Linked DNA regions of Homo sapiens: region 1 is linked to region 2. Evidence: read pairs that join two places in POLR2A ChIA-PET (ENCODE). Cell type or tissue: Panc1. All regions are shown on one strand. Each heading gives the region's core, and the rest is flanking DNA. Links, peaks and the distances in the headings are about the cores only.

Region 1 (9,196 bases), core at 781-8,780, 110 kb before region 2:
TTGGTTAGGGGGCCACAGAGGCCTAAGTTTGCTGGCCTGTGGTTTTCTTGGGGGGGAGGGCAGGGGCCCCTGTGGGTTCTGGGCTCCAGGGGAGGGAGCTGGGGAGGCCAGGGTATAAGAAAAGCATCAGAACTCTCAGCTTGGCCCAAGGTACCTTCTGTGGTTCCCCTGGGTGGAGATTTCCGAAAAGTAGTCTTCTCTGAGGCTGGGCCAAGCCTGAGGGAAATGGGGCCCTAGGAGGGTGGGGGCGGGAAGGAGGGGCAAGGTCTTTCAGGAACCAGACCCAACAGGCCCTTCTGTAGCCTCCCCCTTGCCCTCAAAGGGGGAGTGGGGGCCAGCTTTACCTCACCCACTGTGACCCGCCGCTTCCCCTTCAGCCTGGGACCAGGCTTTCCTAGATCCCAGCACAGCTCTGAGCTTGTTCCTTTGAGGCATAGAGAGCCAGAGTCTGGCTTCCAGAGCATTGACTTCCTCTTCCTAGACTTGAGGCCTTTTCTCTGGCTTTCCTCCTTTGCCCTGCAGTAGCAACTGGTGCTGGGACAAGTTGACCCACCTCTCACAGTCATGGGTGTGGCCCACTTGTGGGAGTCTCCTGTCCACCTCCCAGAGACGGCCACCCAGCGGGTCTGGCTTCCCAGAAAGTTAACTGATGATTGTGGGGTTTGTCATATCTGGGAGGGAAGATGGGTGCTGGGAGAGGGTTGGGGGCAGGGGGCAAGGAAAATTGCTACCTGATTTGTTGAAGATTTTTCCTCTTGCCTTACACATGGAGGTTCCAGGAAACCTCTTGCAGAACTTCACACGTGATTCTTCAAGCCACACCCACCTGAAATCAAACCAAAGGAGTGCTGTGGCTCCCCTTGCCCTGCCACCCTTTCCCTAGTCTTTTGTAGATTGCACTAATTTACATCCTAGCAAGAATCAACACTGTATCAGTCCACGGACCTGCTGAGCTGCAGCCACTTGCTCTAGGAGCTAAGGACTTGCATTTTCAGTTTGTTCCTGTTGCCCAGAGGCCCTGTTCTCACCTCATGCTGCTCCCCAGAGTAGACTAACAGGCTCAGTCCCCTGTTGTCCTTGTGGAGACTAGGCCTTGGCCCTGGCCCTGAGACTCTGTGAGGGGGCTGGAGCAGCCTGGTTATTTCCTATCTGTACCAAAGAGGAGTATGGTGGGAGAGGGAGTGGAGTGCAGTGTGGCTTGGGCCTGGTGCTGGGAACCTGCTAGCTGAGCACTTCCACAAGGGCATACCCCTGGGGGCAGGGGCTGGGGCTGAGAACTGCAGCCCTGGGTCTTCCCTTAGGGAGGAAGGGCAGATGAACCCAGCAGGCTTAGGAGGTGGCACTGGGTGAGGACAGCTGGGCAGGGGCTGCAGAGGGAGGTGGAAATGAACCCTGAGGGCTCCCCCAACTTGCCATGCCCTGTCCCTTAGTAGATGAGTTGCTCCTGATTGGTCATTGGGTTTGGGTGAGGCCTGGAGGCTTCAGAGGTGAATTTATGCTTGGGAAGCCTGATCCCAAACCTGAAGGGAAGGGACTTGGATCTCCTTATATTGAATAAGCTGTTTGGAGGAAGGTGTCTGTCTGGGAGGATGGGGCAGTAAATGAGGTTGGCAGAGTGGCAGTGGGGGCTCTGCAGAGCCAGCCTTGGAGCCTGCTCATTCTGGGCCCTTGCTGCCAAGGAGCCCAGCCTCACCTAGCAGGAAAGGAGATGAAGGCCCTCCTCCCAGGAGGTAGGGTCTTGGCTGCCCCGAACTTAAATGCTTTTGAAATCTCTTAGATGTGGAAATATTTTTTCGAACCTGAAAATGCAGCTGGTAGAATTTCAATGGAAGCATAATCCATGTAAAATATATTTTAGTTGATATTTTGTAAAATGCACTTTTTGTGTGTGTTGATCCTGGTTTCCCAGATCTGTATTTCAGTGTTTACAAGGGAGGAAGGACCTTTCCTCACCTCCCTTTTGACAGAGATTAGAAGTACTTCTTTAAGAAAAAAATAAATTTGAGAAATTGTATTGATTTAGAAAAGGATCGTTTCCTGTGTGTCCTGTCATCTTTTGGTGTGTGGGTGTGGAGAGACCCACTATTCTTATTTCAGAGGTCCCTCTTAACCCCTGTGGCATGGATGCTCACCAAGGCCAATGAGCAAAGAGGGCAGGGAAGCAGAGGGAAAAGAGAGTGAGGGAAGGAGACAGAGGGACTGGGAACTTGGAGTTGACTTCTTGATTTCATGGTGGCCACAGCTGCCTGCTTAGGTCTGTGTGAAATACTTCAGTTGCCAGCCCTCACCTGACCAGTGACCTGGAAATTGGTCCCCAAGTAGGTACATGGCAAAGATACCTTCTTATCACTGGCCTCATGCAGTGGCTCCTGCCTGTAATCCCAGTGCTTTGGGAGGCAGAGGCAGGAGGGTTACTTGAGCCTAGGAGTTTAAGACCAGCCTAGGCAACATAGACCATGTCTCTCGAAAAATTTAAAAATTAGCCCGGCATGTCAGTGCATGCCTATAGTCTCAGTCAGGAGGCTAAGGTAGGAGGATTGCTTGATCCCAAGAGCACGAGGCTGCAGTGAGCCGTGATCATACCACTGCAGCCTGGGTGACAGAGTGAGATCCTGTCTCAGAAAAGAAAAAAAAAGCATCCCTCCTCATCACCTTGGGTAACTGGCCAGCACTGTCCTAGGGCCTCAGTGTCTTGCAGCTGGTGCTTCTTGCTTGCTGAGGAAGGCCACATCATGGGGCCAAGGGTCTGCGGCCAGCTGACCCCTGCTTCAGCCCAGCCCTGGTCCCAGCCTGGAAGCCTCAGTGTTGACCATGTTCCAGGTGGGGCAGCTCTAAGGCCATAGAGGTTCCTGGGAGCCACAGCACCCCCCCGCCCCGCCTCCACTTCTGCATTTTGCTAAGGCATGGTGCATGTGGGCAGGAACATTTTTTCAGAATTTATTGGTGGCACAGACACCACCATGGATTTTTCTAGCTCTGCCTTCAGTGTGGTGTCCACAAGACTCCCTTGAGGCGAGTGGTAGCTTGTCCTTATCTTACAGACAAGAAATTGGTATGGAGATAAGTACCAGGCCCAAGGACTCCCCCTGCCTCACCCTGACTGCTAACACAGAAAACTACCCTGTAACACAGAAGGGAGCACATGTGGCCACATTATCAAAAGATTTTTAAAGGTCTAAGGCCTTTTTTTCCTCTCCTGGTTTAAAGGACATACTTACTGGAAAATATGATTTTAATAGAAAATCCTATCACCAGAAATGTATACCTTTAGGATTATTGGAAGCAAGGAGCAGTGTAGACAAGGCAGAACCTTCACGCAAACTTCTGGTGCAGCAAATGGACAGGTGGTAGCCTGCAGATGCACTGGGGCAATCAGATGTGGAGAGCCTGCCCTGGAGAGCTGGAAGGCTGCAAGGCTTTACCGTTCCTTCCCCTGGCTCATCTGTGTGCTTTTCCTGTTGCTGGGATTGTGGGGTCATCAGTGAGCCCTCTAGTATCACCTCATCCCTCAAGTCCCCTCACCCTTCTGAATTCATCTGATCACTGGTAGCTCCATTCTCCCACTGGTATCTTCTATTTTCCATCACCTGCTCTGTACAGTCCGCCCTCGAGTCAGCTGCTTCCTCCCTTCTAGCCATTCCATGATATGCTCCTTTAATCTCTGAAGGGCCGTGATTAGAAATTTAGGTTTTAGACTCAGAACCACCCATACTGAGTCACATCTTCCCTGAGCCTCTGTTACTTCAGCTGTACAAAGGGAATGTCCACACTAGCTCCCTGCCAGGGTGGCTGTAACAACTAAAGGAGATAATGAATATAAAACACTTAGTGGGCGCTGTCCTCAGTACACTTGGGCTCTAATCATATTCCTCTGCTGCTTCAGAGGCTTGCTGGCTCTCTGCAGGCAGCAAGCACATAGCTGGACCAAGTCTGGCTACTGAGCCAGGTTCCCAGTGGGAAATGGTGGTTGCTGACATCCAAAGCACTTCGGGTCTGCTGTCCGCCCAAGTGACCAGCCTGGTGCCATGGAGCACACATCTAGCTCCAGGCAAGGAGACTACGTGCTGTTTCCCTGCTGTTTTGTGCCCCCAGCTCCTCACCCTTCCAAATGTGTGTTGGCCACACCAGCAGCTGATGGACCAATGTGTCAGACCCTCCCCAGAGTGCCCAGTTATCCCACTGCCTCATGAGGAGAAGGCAGAGGAGGGGAGACTCCATTTCCAGACATTTCAGCATTACCCAGTGGACAAGCACTGTAGTCAGTCCCCAGGTATTGCTAAACACAAGGGTCACCATGGAGACTGGTCAGTGTCTGACAGTTCTGCTTCTCCTTCCTGGAGTGGCCACGACCTGCAGGACGGAGGGAGTTAAGGGTGGCAAGGGGGAGCACACCGAGGGCTCCGCTTCCAGCTGGAAAGACCAGCCTCCGGCACGTCTGGACTCGGAGAGAGCGCTGCCCGCCTCCCTGCCTCCAGACCCGTTGCTGGAGGAAGGGCTAGGACAGGCCTGAGTTTGTGGCGAATCCCCCTTGTCCACTTCCCTGAGGACACACGCTGCAGGAGAGCAGCCTCGAGTCTTTTCTGCCTTCGAGGTCTCAGGAGCTTTTGTCCCCAAGCCCAGAGGACAGGGGTGGCCCTGACTCAGGCGCCCTCTTCCGGGTAGGGGTCCGCGTGCGCCCTCCCAAGCCCGCGCCCCGCAGGGGCGCCCGCCCCTCTCCCCGCCCCCGGCGTGGGCCCGCCCCCGCGCCTGTGTCACTGCGAGGCCGGGGGTGGAGAGCGGCCGGGCGGGACATCCGGCCCGGGTCCCTCGCCGCGCCCGCCGCCCGCCGCCCGCTTCGGCGCCGCAGCCCGGGAGCCGGCCACCCCTACACGCGCCAGGGCTGTCCCCTGCCCTCCCCTCCCCAACTACCCCCGGTCCCAGACCCTCCTCCCGCCCCCAGCCCGAGCCCGCCTTCCAGGCCGCCCTCGGATCGGCCGGGCCCGCGCAGGCCCCCACCCCTTGAGCACCATGTTCCCCCGCCCGCTGACCCCGCTGGCGGCCCCAAATGGCGCCGAGCCCCTGGGCCGGGCGCTGAGGCGGGCCCCTCTGGGCAGGGCCCGGGCGGGGCTGGGTGGGCCGCCCCTGCTGCTGCCGTCCATGCTGATGTTTGCGGTGATCGTGGCCTCCAGCGGGCTGCTGCTCATGATCGAGCGGGGCATCCTGGCCGAGATGAAGCCCCTGCCCCTGCACCCGCCCGGCCGCGAGGGCACAGCCTGGCGCGGGAAAGCCCCCAAGCCTGGGGGCCTGTCCCTCAGGGCTGGGGACGCGGACTTGCAAGTGCGGCAGGACGTCCGGAACAGGACCCTGCGGGCGGTGTGCGGACAGCCAGGCATGCCCCGGGACCCCTGGGACTTGCCGGTGGGGCAGCGGCGCACCCTGCTGCGCCACATCCTCGTAAGTGACCGTTACCGCTTCCTCTACTGCTACGTCCCCAAGGTGGCCTGCTCTAACTGGAAGCGGGTGATGAAGGTGCTGGCAGGCGTCCTGGACAGCGTGGACGTCCGCCTCAAGATGGACCACCGCAGTGACCTGGTGTTCCTGGCCGACCTGCGGCCTGAGGAGATTCGCTACCGCCTGCAGCACTACTTTAAGTTCCTGTTTGTGCGGGAGCCCTTGGAACGCCTCCTCTCTGCCTACCGCAACAAGTTTGGCGAGATCCGAGAGTACCAGCAACGCTATGGGGCTGAGATAGTGAGGCGGTACAGGGCTGGAGCGGGGCCCAGCCCTGCAGGCGACGATGTCACATTCCCCGAGTTCCTGAGATACCTGGTGGATGAGGACCCTGAGCGCATGAATGAGCATTGGATGCCCGTGTACCACCTGTGCCAGCCTTGTGCCGTGCACTATGACTTTGTGGGCTCCTATGAGAGGCTGGAGGCTGATGCAAATCAGGTGCTGGAGTGGGTACGGGCACCACCTCACGTCCGATTTCCAGCTCGCCAGGCCTGGTACCGGCCAGCCAGCCCCGAAAGCCTGCATTACCACTTGTGCAGTGCCCCCCGGGCCCTGCTGCAGGATGTGCTGCCTAAGTATATCCTGGACTTCTCCCTCTTTGCCTACCCACTGCCTAATGTCACCAAGGAGGCGTGTCAGCAGTGACCATGGGTGTGGGGCCAGCAGCTGGTGGGGACTGGTTTCAACGCCAGCTTTCTGTGCTTCTGCCTGTCATTCGGAGAAACTCTGGCTCTGGGGCTTGGGGCTTCTCAGGATCCTGGATGGCAGAGACTGCCCTCAGAAGTTCCTTGTCCAGGGTGGGCACCCACAGTGACTCAGAGGACAGGGCTAGGCAGGAGACCTGCTGCTCCTCATTGGGGGGATCTCTTGGGGGGCAGACACCAGTTTGCCAATGAAGCAACACATCTGATCTAAAGACTGGCTCCAGACCCCGGGCTGCCAGGATTATGCAGTCCACTTGGTCTACCTTAATTTAACCTGTGGCCAAACTCAGAGATGGTACCAGCCAGGGGCAAGCATGACCAGAGCCAGGGACCCTGTGGCTCTGATCCCCCATTTATCCACCCCATGTGCCTCAGGACTAGAGTGAGCAATCATACCTTATAAATGACTTTTGTGCCTTTCTGCTCCAGTCTCAAAATTTCCTACACCTGCCAGTTCTTTACATTTTTCCAAGGAAAGGAAAACGGAAGCAGGGTTCTTGCCTGGTAGCTCCAGGACCCAGCTCTGCAGGCACCCAAAGACCCTCTGTGCCCAGCCTCTTCCTTGAGTTCTCGGAACCTCCTCCCTAATTCTCCCTTCCTTCCCCACAAGGCCTTTGAGGTTGTGACTGTGGCTGGTATATCTGGCTGCCATTTTTCTGATGCATTTATTTAAAATTTGTACTTTTTGATAGAACCCTTGTAAGGGCTTTGTTTTCCTAATAGCTGACTTTTTAATAAAGCAGTTTTATATATAAGGCGAGCATTTCTGTGATTTCCCTTGGAGCTCCTGTGGGCCCAGCAGATCTCCTCGATGTCTGTCTTCCCATGTCAGGGGAGGCAGCCTGTAGATAGAGAAAGTAAGGTATAACTTGGTTGGGCTGGTCCAATGGGCCGTTGCCATTCCATGGAGACTTTGGGGGCTTTCTAATAGGCTATACCAGATCACAGACTCAGATCCTGGGATGTCACCAAAGGGCAAGCCCAGTTAGGAATGGCCTCACGTCCAGAGCATACCTACATGTATTATTCCCTAAAAAAGTAGGTGGGTAGGAGATACGGGATCCTCCTCTTATTCAATAAGAGTTGAATGAGAAGTTCCCCCAGAGCATTTTCTTTCTTTCTTTTTTTTTTTTTTTTTTTTGAGATGAAGTCTCGATCTGTCACCCAGGCTGCAGTGCAGTAGCACCATCTTGGCTCACTGCAACCTCTACCTCCTGGGTTCTAGCGATTGCCTCAGCCTCCCAAGTAGCTGGGATGATTACAGGCACGCACCACCACACCTGGCTAATTTTTGTATTTTTAGTAGAGATGGGGTTTCACCATGTTGGCCAGGCTGGTTTTGAACTCCTAACCTCAGGTGATCTGCCCACCTCGGCCCCTCCAAAGTGCTAGGATTACAGGCGTGAGCTACCACGCCTGGCCCCGGACCATTTTCAAATGAAAAAGAAAATTTTTGTGTGAGCAAGGAGATTTTTTTCTGGCACTACAAGGAAGGCAGGCAAGGAGGTTGAGTGAGGGTCAGGCTCTTGTTGACTTAGGTCCAGAGAAAGTTGTGGAAGGAATACAGTTGGAGCAGCAGAGGACAGACTTCAGTATGGCCCATTGCCCCCACTGCTCTCCAGGGATCCCAGGCCCATCAGGAGTTGCTGGGCCCAAGGGAGAGTTGCAAGGCCAGAGCTGGCCCTTCTCTGTTAGCCCTATTTCACACACCCCCAGTGGGAACTGCTGTACTTTATAGAGACCTGAGGCTATGGTAAGAGGGGGGCCCAAGGAAGGGAGGCAGGGAGGGCCCCCTTGCAGGTGCTACCTGTCGCTAGCTTTGCTATTGATTGGACTTTGTAGAGGAAAACTAACACTATTTCCCATATTTGGGATAGGGGGCTTCTATGGGCACTTATGGCTCTCCACTATGACTCATCAGGCCATGTTGCTTCCAGAAGGCCTTACCTGACCCCCTGTCTGGCTCAGATGTCCTTCTTCAGAGTCCCCTTGGCTCTGGGGACTTTACCTAGACCGATCAAGTCCCAGCCCTATTCCTCACCAGATGCCTATCTCTCAGAGCCTCTGTTTTCTCCAATGTGTCGTGGGAATAAAAACACCTATCTCATGTAGATTGCTAGGAGAGGGGAGGATTAATGAAGACAAAATGAATAAAAGGGCCCATCCCCACACCTGGCTCAGTGGATGTTCTTTTGGATGCTGGTTCAACACCTGACCCCTCAGAGGCCTGTGGGGACAAGGGAGAAGCCAGGACACTGTGTCTGGCCCAGCACTGGGTATCACTGCTACCTCTGGGCAGGGCCCCTTTGACCTCTGGGTTTACTTCCTCTACCAATGAGTCAGTCCTTCTCTGAGCTTCCGACCCCTCAGGACCCCCCTACTGCACCCTCTTTTTCCTCCTTGCCTGGGACTTTAAGCGGCTCCAGACCTACAGCAGCTAATCAGTCCCCCTAACTGGGGCCTGCAGCACGAACCGGAGAACCTGGAGAACACTGGGGCCGGCTGCTGTACTCACCCCATTTAATCCTCACAACAGCCGCGTGCCGGTGGGGTCATCCTGTTTTACAGACATGGAAACTGGCACAGAGAGGATAAATAACCTGCCCAAAGTGTCCAACCCAGGTCTGTCTGCCTCCCAAATGGGAGGGAGGAAAGGAGGAAGGCTTATGGAAGGTAGGGGTAGAGAGAAGAAGGAATAGGAAGGTGAAGTTAGAGGAAGGGTAGGTGGGGTTGTAGTCAGGGGTATTTGCAAACATTCTCCTTCCTCAGTTCTTTCGTTCATTTGCAAAGAACCCAGTTGAGCCCAGCTGACTTTTACCAGTTCCTGCCCTGGAGGACCGGGAGACAGATAGTGCTCTTGATGTGGTTAATTTATTGGCTACTCTCCTCCCAGGCAGAAAAGGGGTGCTGGGCCTTAGAGCATCCTGACAGCCACAAGTGGACACCTGTGGTGTGGGGAGGAGGGTGTGAGGAAGAGGAGAGGAGAGGGACAGGAGAGA
Region 2 (9,597 bases), core at 752-8,751:
GTCTCAAAAAAAAAAAAAAAATATGACTGACTTACGTATGTTGATTTTGTACTCTGCAATTCTGCTGAATTTATTAGCTTTTTTTGTGGATTCTTTAGGGATATATATTATCTAATACACAAATTATACTATATATTATATTTATATATATATATATAATCCATGTCATCTGCAAATAGAGATAATGTTACTTCTTCCTTCCCCATTTGGATACCTTTTGTTTCTTTTTCTTGTCTAATTGCTATGGATAGAACTTCCAGTACAATGTTGAATAGAAATAGCATAGGGAAAGTGGGTCTCCTTGTCTTGCTCCTTATCTTAGGCGGATAGTTTTCAGTCTTTCACCATTGTGTGTGATGTTACCTCTGGGCTTTTCATAAATGCCCTTTACCATACTGAGGATGTTCTTGCCCTGCATTTTTTTTTCTTTTTCTTTTCTTTTTTTTTTTTTTTTTTGAGGTGGAGTCTCGCTCTTTCACCCAGGCCAGAGTGCAGTGGCGTGATCTTGGCTCACTGCAAGCTCTGCCTCCTGGGTTCATGCCATTCTCCTGCCTCAGCCTCCCGAGTAGCTGGGACTACAGGTGCCTGCTACTGCGCCCAGCTAATTTTTTGTATTTTTAGTAGAGACAGGGTTTCACCGTGTTAGCCAGGATGGTCTCGATCTCCTGACCTCGTGATCTGCCTGCCTTGGCCTCCCAAAGTGCTGGGATTACAGGCGTGAGCCACTGCGCCCGGCCTTTTTTCTCTTTTTGAGACAGAGTCTCGCTCTGTCGCAAAGCCTGGAGTGCAGTGGCACTGTGTCGGCTCACTACAACCTCCGTCTCCTGGATTCAAGCAATTCTTCTGCCTCAGCCTCCTGAGTAGCTGGGATTACAGGCGCCCACCACCACATCCAGCTAATTTTTGTGTTTTTTAGTAGAGACTGGGTTTCCCAATGTTGGCCAGGCTGGTCTTGAACTCCTGACCTCAGCTGATCCACCCACCTTGGCCTCCCAAATTGCTGGGATTACAGGCCTGAGCCACCGCGCCTGGCCCTTGCCCTGCATTTCTGCTTGTTTCTTGCCCTGCATTTCTGCCTGGACAGCCCTTTGACTTCTGCTCAGGCAGAAACCTTTTCTTTCCTGTTCCTTCTGTTGTACACCTGTCATGTATTTCCTATTTCGTTGGAGTACTCATAAAGAGAACCATGGATTTTTGTTTTCAGGTAACTTCATGGTGAATAACAAAGGCTTATTCATACCGAATCCATTGCCTTTGACCAGAACATATGGAGCAGAAGTAGTGTAGGCGGGGAAAGCAATTGTGTTTATATTCTTTTAGTGGTTCATATTGGTCGTTAACCACCTACTATATGCCAAACATTATTTATTGCTGGGATACAGAGATGAATGGCTGGCCCCTGCCCTGTTAGAACACACATGATGAAATGTGCAAGTACAAAGGGAACCAGTGGAAATATGATATAATTCTGTCTGGAAGTACTAGCATAGATTTCCCAGAGAAAGAGGCATTTAACAGTGAGTTAGAATTTGCCTACTAGAGATATAAGAGGATTCCAGATAGAGGGACAATTTGAGAGAAGGTGGTCATATTCTAGAACTCGAAAAGACAGAGGAGGAGACACCCAAGGAGAGCGTTTAACCCTGGGGCTCTAGTATATGTCTCCCTATCACTTACTATTGAAGCCTTTTTTTTTTTAAATTTGAGACGGAGTCTTGCTCTGTTACCAGGCTGGAGTGCAGTGGCGCAATCTCAGCTCACCGCAACCTCCGCCTCCCGAGTTCAAGCAATTCTCCTGCCTCAGTCTCCCGAGTAGCTGGGACTACAGGTGCACACCACGCCCAGCTAATTTTTGTATTTTTAGTAGAGACAGGGTTTCACCATGTTGGTCAGGCTGGTCTCAAACTCCCGACCTCAGGTGATCCGCCCACCTCGGCCTCCCAAAGTGTTGGGATTACAGGCGCCGGCCACCGCACCTGGCCTATTGAAGCCTTTCAGTGGCTTGTATATCACACCAGTGATAGGGGATTCTCATGAATCTGAGTATTTGCTCAGCTTCAAGAAAACCCTATCTCCATTCCATGAGCCAGCCAACTCTCCTTATCACTGAGACCCTCCATAACTCAGGAGCTGTGGGGTCCTAGGACTGGGAAGAATGAGATATCCAATAAAATGAATTCATATGGCAGATATTTGAGAGCCAACTATGTGCTGGATTCACACTAGGCTCTGGGTATATAATGGTGAGTAAGACAGATAAGGTCTCCACTCTTATGAAGTATACAGTCCGAATGTCCAGCACAATGTGGGAAAGTAAACAGTAAACAATGTGGTAAATGTTCTGTGTGACAGGAGAAGGAGGGAGGCACACCTAGTGTGATTCCTTCCAGGATCCCAGGGTTCTGAATGGGAGCATTAGCATTTGCCCATTTTCCATCTCACCTCTTAAGTTCTGAATTTTACCCTCTCTAGTGCTGTTTATCCTATTCTCATTATTTCAGAGGTTCTTGAGCTAGAGACACATGGATGGGCTTGAGAGGATCCCTGGATCTCTTGAAATTTTATGTAAAATTTGGTATATGTGTATACTTTTCTGAGGAGAGTCTATATATTAATTTCTCAACAGATCTTTTAAAGCTGCGTTGTCCAATGCTAGCAACATATGGCTATTTAATTAAAATTAAATAAAATTTAAAATGCATGGGAAGCCGAGGCGGGTGGATCACTTGAGTCTTGGAGTTCGAGACCAGCCTGGCCAATATGGTAAAACCCTGTCTCTATGAAAAATACAAAAATTAGCCAGCCATGGTTGCATGTGCCTGTAATCCCAGCTACTCAGGAGGCTGAGGCAGGAGAATCACTTGAAGCCAGGAGGTGGAGGTTGCAGTGAGCTGAGATCGTGCCACTGCACTCCAGTCTGGGCAACTGAGTGAGACTCTGTCTCATAAAATAAAATGCAGGCCGGGCATGGTGACACATGCCTGTAATCGCAGCACTTTAGGAGACTGAGGCAGGTGGAATGCCTCAGCTCAGGAGTTCGAAACCAGCATAGGCAACATGGTGAAACCCTGTCTCTACTAAAAATACAAAAAATTCACTGGGCATGGTGGCGGGTGCCTGTAATCCCAGCTACTTGGGAGGCTGAGGCAGGCAAATCTCTGGAACCCAGGAGGCAGAGGTTGCCGTAAGCTGAGATCGTGCCACTGCACTCCAGCCTGGGCTACAGAGCAAGACTCTGTCTCAAAAAAAATAAAAATAAAAATAAGCCAGGTGCGGAGCCTCACGCCTGTAATCCCAGCACTTTGGGAGGCCGAGGCGGGTGGATCACAAGGTCAGGAGTTCAAGACCAGCCTGGCCAAGAGGATGAAATCTGGTCTCTACTAAAAATACAAAAATTAGCTGGGCGTGGTGGCAGGTGCCTGTAATCCCAGCTACTCGGGAGGTTGTGGCAGAGAATTGCTTGAACCCGGGAGACAGAGGTTGCAGTGAGCTGAGATCGTGCCACTGCACTCCAGCCTGGGGACAGAGTGAGACTCCGTCTCAAAATAAATAAAAATAAAAATGAAACAAAATGCAGTTTTTCTGCTGTATTTGCCCCATTCCCAGTGTTCAAAGCCACTTGGTCTAGTGACCACCATATTGGACAGCACAGACATAGAATAGTTCCATCACCTAGCAAAGTTCTATTGGGTGCCATTGCTTCAAAGGATCTCTACACAAAACAAGAGTTCCTAACTACAATTACTCCACTAGTCTGCAGATGCCTAAAAAGCAGGGTGTGTGTGTGTGTGTGTGTGCATGTGTGTTCTTCTATCTTGCACATACTAATCAAGCAATTGGTCTCTCTGTGTTAATTAAATGCTGTGCTAGGTGCTAGTGTGTCCGTTCCTTCGGGTGGGTTCTTGGTCTCCCTAACTTCAAGAATGAAGCCACAGACCTTCGGGTGAGTGTTACAGCTCTCAAAGGTGGCACGGACCCAAAGAGTGAGCAGCAGCAAGACTTATTGTGAAGAGCGAAAGAATACAGCTTCCACAGCATGGAAGGGGACCCCAGTGGATTGCTGCTGCTGGCTTTTGGAGGGGGTGGGGGTGGCCAGCTTTTATTCCCTTATTTGTCCCTGCCCATGTCTTGCCGATTGGTCCATTTTACAGAGTGCTGATTGGTCCATTTTACAGAGTGCTGATTGGTGCATTTACAATACTTTAGCTAGACACAGAGGGCTGATTGGTGCATTTTTACAGAGTGCTGATTGGTGCATTCACAATCCTTTAGCTAGACACAGAGCGCTGATTGGTGCATTTTTACAGAGGGCTGATAGGTGTGTTTACAATCTTCTAGCTAGACAGAAAAGTTCTCCAAGTCCCCACTGACCCAGGAAGTCCTGCTGACTTCACCTCTCACTGGAATGTTAATACAAAACCTGTGACAAAAGTACTACCTATAAGGAGCCCAGGTTGAATCTAGTTGTCCTTTGCTATGCTGAACAGTTGGCTGTTCTTGAATGTGTTTTTTATCCTTATAAAATGGTATCCTTTTGGCTGGGTGCAGTGGCTCATGCCTATAATCCTAGCACTTTGGGAGGCCAAGGCGGGCAGATCGCCTGAGCTCAGGAGTTCCAGACTAGCTTGGGCAACACGGTGAAACCCTGTATCTACTAAAATACAAAATAAATTAGCTGGGCGTGGCAGCGTGCGCCTGTTGTCCCAGCTACTCAGGAGGCTGAGGCAGGAGAATTGCTTGAATCCGGGAGGCAGAGGTTGCAGTGAGCCGAGATCGCGCCACTGCACTCCAGCCTGGGCGAGAGAGCAAGACTCTGGCTCTACAGAAAAAAAAAAAAAGTATCCTTTTAAAACTTTTATTATAGCCCCCTTCCCTCACCCCTGCTCTGGAGGTAACCACTATTAATAACTAAGGGGTCCCAAAGGGGTGGGGGTGAGGCAGAACAAGGTCTGGAGGCAGGGAACCTAAGGCCATTTCACACTGACTTCCTAGAACTAAATTGATAGGAAAGCCCTAACTGTCCACTCCTAATAACAAAAGGACCAGAGGTTACTCCCTTTGCAAACCCCCAACTTTTCTGCCCCGCAGATGGGAAATTGAAAGTACCTCTGATTGGTTGCTTTTTGCAATCGATCAGATGTTTCCATGGGACTGTGACCTTTGTAACATCACTTCAGCCTCCGATTGGTTGTTGTCTGCAACCAATCAAACTGATTGCTGGCCAAGTCTTCCTTTGCATAGAAGTGCAACTTTGTAACTTCAGTTTAGCCTCTGATTGGTTGCCTTTGCAACCATGAGGTGAACACCAAGTGGCCAACGGGAAACCTCTAGGGGCTATTTGGACCCGAGAAGATTCTGTATTGGGGGCCCTTGAGCCACTGCTTGGCCCACTGCCACACTGTGGAGTGTACTTTCATTTTCAATAAATCCCTGCCTTCATTTCGTTCCTTTCGTTGCTTCATTCTTTCCTTGCGTTGCTGTGCATTTTGTCCTATTCTTTGTTCAAAATGCCAAGAACCTGGACAACTTGCAGTCAAGACCCTCTAGCGGTAATGGGGAGGGGGGAAAATAATGATAAAAATAAAGGGTTCTCCTGCCTGTTTTCTATTCATAGATACAAAAATCTATATGTATTTCCTTTAATAAAAATAAAAATGAGATCATGCCATGCAAATTGTTCTGTAACTTGATTTTTTGGATTTTTTTTTTTTTTTTTTTTGCGACGGAGTCTCTGCCACCCAGGCTGGAGTGCAGTGGCGCAATCTTGGCTCACTGCAACTTCCGCCTCCTGGGTTCAAGCAATTCTCCTGCCTCAGCCTCCGGAGTAGCTGGGACTACAGGCACACGCCGCCACGCCCGGCTAATTTTTTTTTTGTATTTTTAGTACAGACGGGGTTTCACCATATTGGCCAGGCTGGTCTCCAACTCCTGACCTCGTGATCTGCCCGCCTCAGTCTCCCAAAGTGCTGGGATTACAGGCGTGAGCCACGGTGCCCAGCCTTGATTTTTTTTTTTTTTTTTTTTTTGAGACGGAGTCTCGCTCTGTCGCCCCAGTCTGGAGTGCAGTGGCGCGATCTCAGCTCACGGCAAGCTCCGCCTCCCGGGTTCACGCCATTCTCCTGCCTCAGCCTCTCGGAGTAGGTGGGACTACAGGCGCCCGCCACCACCCCCGGCTAATTTTTTTTTTTTTTTTTTTTTAGTAGAGACGGGGTTTCACCGTGGTCTCGATCTCCTGACCTCGTGATCCGCCCGCCTCGGCCTCCCAAAGTGCTGGGATTACAAGCGTGAGCCACCGCGCCCAGCCGATTTTTTTTTTTATAGCTGCATTGTGTTCCATTGTACTACAATCTATCTTCTGTTGCTGGAATTTTAGGTGTTTGCAGTTTTTCACTATTCTCAGGCCATAGTAAACATCCTTATATACCCTTCCACACTTGTAGCATAGTTTCTACAGGACAGTTTTTTAGTGTAATTATGGGGTCAATGGCTTTAAATATAAATAGGTAATAGGAAACTGCCCTCCAAAAAGATTATACCAATTTTCATTCTGTCCAGTCATGTGAGAGGCTGAGGCAGCTGAATGCAGCAACTGAAAATGCAGCTGGTCCAGCAGCTGCATTTTTCAAAGTTGGCATTGTTTCCAGTCAGGGTTGGAACCATGGGTTTCCCTGAATGTCTGTATCTTTTCACGGATGACCTAGACTTGCTTGAGTCAATCTTGCTTCCAAAGACTTTAGAGAAAATGGACTGATTTCAAAGCCTTTTCGAGGTTTGGATGATTGATCCTCAAGACTCACATATTCTAGAACATAGGATTATTGAAAACCAAAGACAGAAGCAGAACAGCCATGGAATGTGACCAGTTTTTAGTTGGGTAAGTTTACTGTGGTCCTGACGAGGTATCATCACCAAAGGCACTCATTCTGCTTAGAACACTGTCTTGTACATGGTGAACAATATTGTCTATGATTATGATTTTTGTTTTCTTCCCCTCCAAGTCCTCTGTCATCCTCTTCTTTTCATTTGAAGCTTGTCCACGTTTTCAAAACTGCAACATTTTTGTCAACCATTAACTAGGTGAAAACAGTTAAGAATTGCCTACTAAAGTTGAACACACACATAACCAATGACTCTACTTCTAGCTATCTACCTACAGAAACACTTGTACATGTGCCCCAAGAGACATATAAAAACAGTCACAGCAGTGTTCTTGCAGCAAAAGACTGGAGATAACAAAAATATCCATCAATAAGAGAATGGATACCTAATTGTATGTTCAGATAATTGCAAACTAATCAGCAGTGAAAATGAACGAATTATACGGATAAAACAGTGTCCAGTGACAGAAGTTACAGATGAATACGTTATATAAAATGAATACATTATATAAAATTAAAAAACAGACAAAACATATTTAAGACTACAAATATGTATAAATATGTATATTTGGTAAGAAAAACAAGAGAATGATTAACATGAAATTCAGAAAAGTTGTTATCTTTGCCAGACACGGTGGCTCACGCCTGTAATCCCAGCACTTTGGGAGGCCAAGGCAGGTGGATCACGAGGTCAGGAGATCGAGACCATCTTGGCTAACACGGTGAAACCCCGTCTCTACTACAAATACAAAAAATTAGCCAGGCGTGGTGACATGCACCGCAATCCCAGCTTCTCGGGAGGCTGAGGCAGGAGAATCGCATGAACCCGGGAGGCGGAGTTTGCAGTGAGCCGAGATCGCGCCACTGCACTCCAGCCGGGGGCGACAGAGTGTGACTCCGTCTCAAACAAACAAACAAACAAACAAACAAAAAGTAGTTACCTTTTTTTTTTTTGGAAATGGAGTCTCACTCTGTCTCCCTGGCTGGAGTGCAGTGGCGGGATCTTGGCTCACTGCAACCTCCGCCTCCCAGGTTCAAGCGATTCTCCTGCCTCAGCCTCCCGAGTAGCTGGGATTATAGGCGCCCGCCACCACGCCTGGCTAATTTTTTGTATTTTTTTTTTTTTTAGTAGAGACAGGGTTTCACCATATTGGTGAGGCTGGTCTCAAACTCCTGACCTCGTGGTCTGCCTGCCTCATCCTCACAAAGTGCTGAGATTACAGGCGTGAGCCACTGTGCCCGGCCAAAGTAGTTATCTTTTTGGTGGGAGGATGCCTCCAGGAAGGGACACACAGGAAGCATCAAAGGTGCTAGTAATCTGCCACCTGCCAAGAGGGTAGGAAAAAAAAATTAAAATAATTAAAAATCATTTTTTAAAAAAGAAACAAAGGGGCTGGTAATGTTCTATTTCTCAAGCTGGGTGGTGTATATACAGCATTGCTGTTTTTTTCTTTCTTTCTTTCTTTCTTTTTTTTTTCGGAGACAAGGTCCTGCTCTGTTGCCCAGGCTGGATTGCAGTGGCACGATCATGGCTCACTGTACTCTCGACCTCCCAGGTTCAAGTGATCCTCCCACTTCAGCCTCCTGAGTAGCTGGGACCGCAGCACACACCAGCACACCCAGCTAATTTTTGCATTTTTGGTAGAGACAGGGTTTTGCCATGTTTCCCAGGCCTGTCTGGAACTCTTGGGCTCAAGTGATTCACCCATTTGAGCCTCTTGAGTAGCTGAGAATATGGGTGCATACCACCACACCTGGCTAATTTTTAATATTTTGTAGAGACAGAGTCTCACTGTGTTACCTAGGCTGGTCTCGAACTACTGGCCTCAAGCGATCGTCCCCAACCTTGGCCTCCCAAAGTGCTGGGATTACATGTGTGAGCCACTGCACCTGGCCTTATTATTGTTATTTTTAAACTGTACATGCATATTACATTACGTATGTATGTATTGTATAATTGTGTAATACTATCAAGATAAAACTTTTAAACAACAAATATTAAAATATCTCACCTCTTTTTTTTAACATTTGGTTATCTCTGAAATAGTGACTCTCCTCTTTCAGTCCCACTGCACAACTCTTTAAGATCCATTTGACCTTCACACAGCTGGTGGGTGCTACTCCAAAGTGCCTAGACCATGGGTTGTTTTCACCAGTGGTGGAAAGATAACACCATACACCTAGTATTTTGGAGACTATAATGGTAAGCAATAATTAATAATTTGCAAAAATGGGCCAGGCGCTTGGTGGCTCACACCTATAATCCCAGCACTTTGGGAGGCTGAGGTGGGCGGATCATGAGGTCAGGAGATCGAGACCATCCTGGCTAACACGGTAAAAGCCTGTCTCTACTAAAAATACAAAAAAAAAATTAGCCAGGCATGGTGGCGGGCGCCTGTAGTCCACCTACTAGGGAGGCTGAGGCAGGAGAATGGCATGAACCCAGGAGGTGGAGCTTGCAGTGAGCTGAGATAGCGCCAGTGCACTCCAGCCTGGGCGACAGAGCAAGACTCCGTTTCAAAAATAATAATAATAATAATTTGCAAAAATGACTAACTGCTTTAATTTGCCTTAGCAGATTCAAATACAACTTCTCCATCATAAAAGAACTGAGGGATCTAAAAGCAGTTCATGGCTTTGGAATTCTAGACCCCGCATGCTCTCCGACACAAAGAGCCCAAGAACTTGCATCTTCTATCTCTTCATTACCAAGACATCT

Evidence for each region. Peaks named below come from ENCODE experiments on the same cell type or tissue, not always from the same donor. Only the 100,000 strongest peaks of a DNase experiment are listed, where the experiment ranks them.
Region 1: POLR2A ChIA-PET joins it to region 2 with 7 read pairs; 5 of 35 experiments call an interaction of 5 or more read pairs at or near these places.

What each region holds. Positions count from the first base shown.
Region 1 is chr15:40,466,207-40,475,402 of GRCh38, forward strand. It overlaps BAHD1 (bromo adjacent homology domain containing 1), which reads left to right. Exons shown (of 7, transcript NM_014952.5): 7 at 1-2,030. It overlaps CHST14 (carbohydrate sulfotransferase 14), which reads left to right and starts at 4,778. Exons shown (of 1, transcript NM_130468.4): 1 at 4,778-6,952. The coding sequence starts at 5,008. The coding sequence ends at 6,138. RefSeq lists enhancers at 4,250-4,359, 5,642-6,545 and silencers at 4,650-4,889, 4,940-5,189. In Panc1, for the core only: no CTCF peak of the experiment used is centred there; no DNase peak of the experiment used is centred there; H3K4me3 peaks cover 1,996 bases; H3K27ac peaks cover 1,837 bases.
Region 2 is chr15:40,577,773-40,587,369 of GRCh38, forward strand. No RefSeq gene overlaps it. Among named protein-coding and RNA genes, the nearest start is that of TRS-GCT4-2, 11 kb to the right of the region's middle. In Panc1, for the core only: no CTCF peak of the experiment used is centred there; a DNase peak (open chromatin) is centred at 5,196; H3K4me3 peaks cover 1,975 bases; H3K27ac peaks cover 1,156 bases.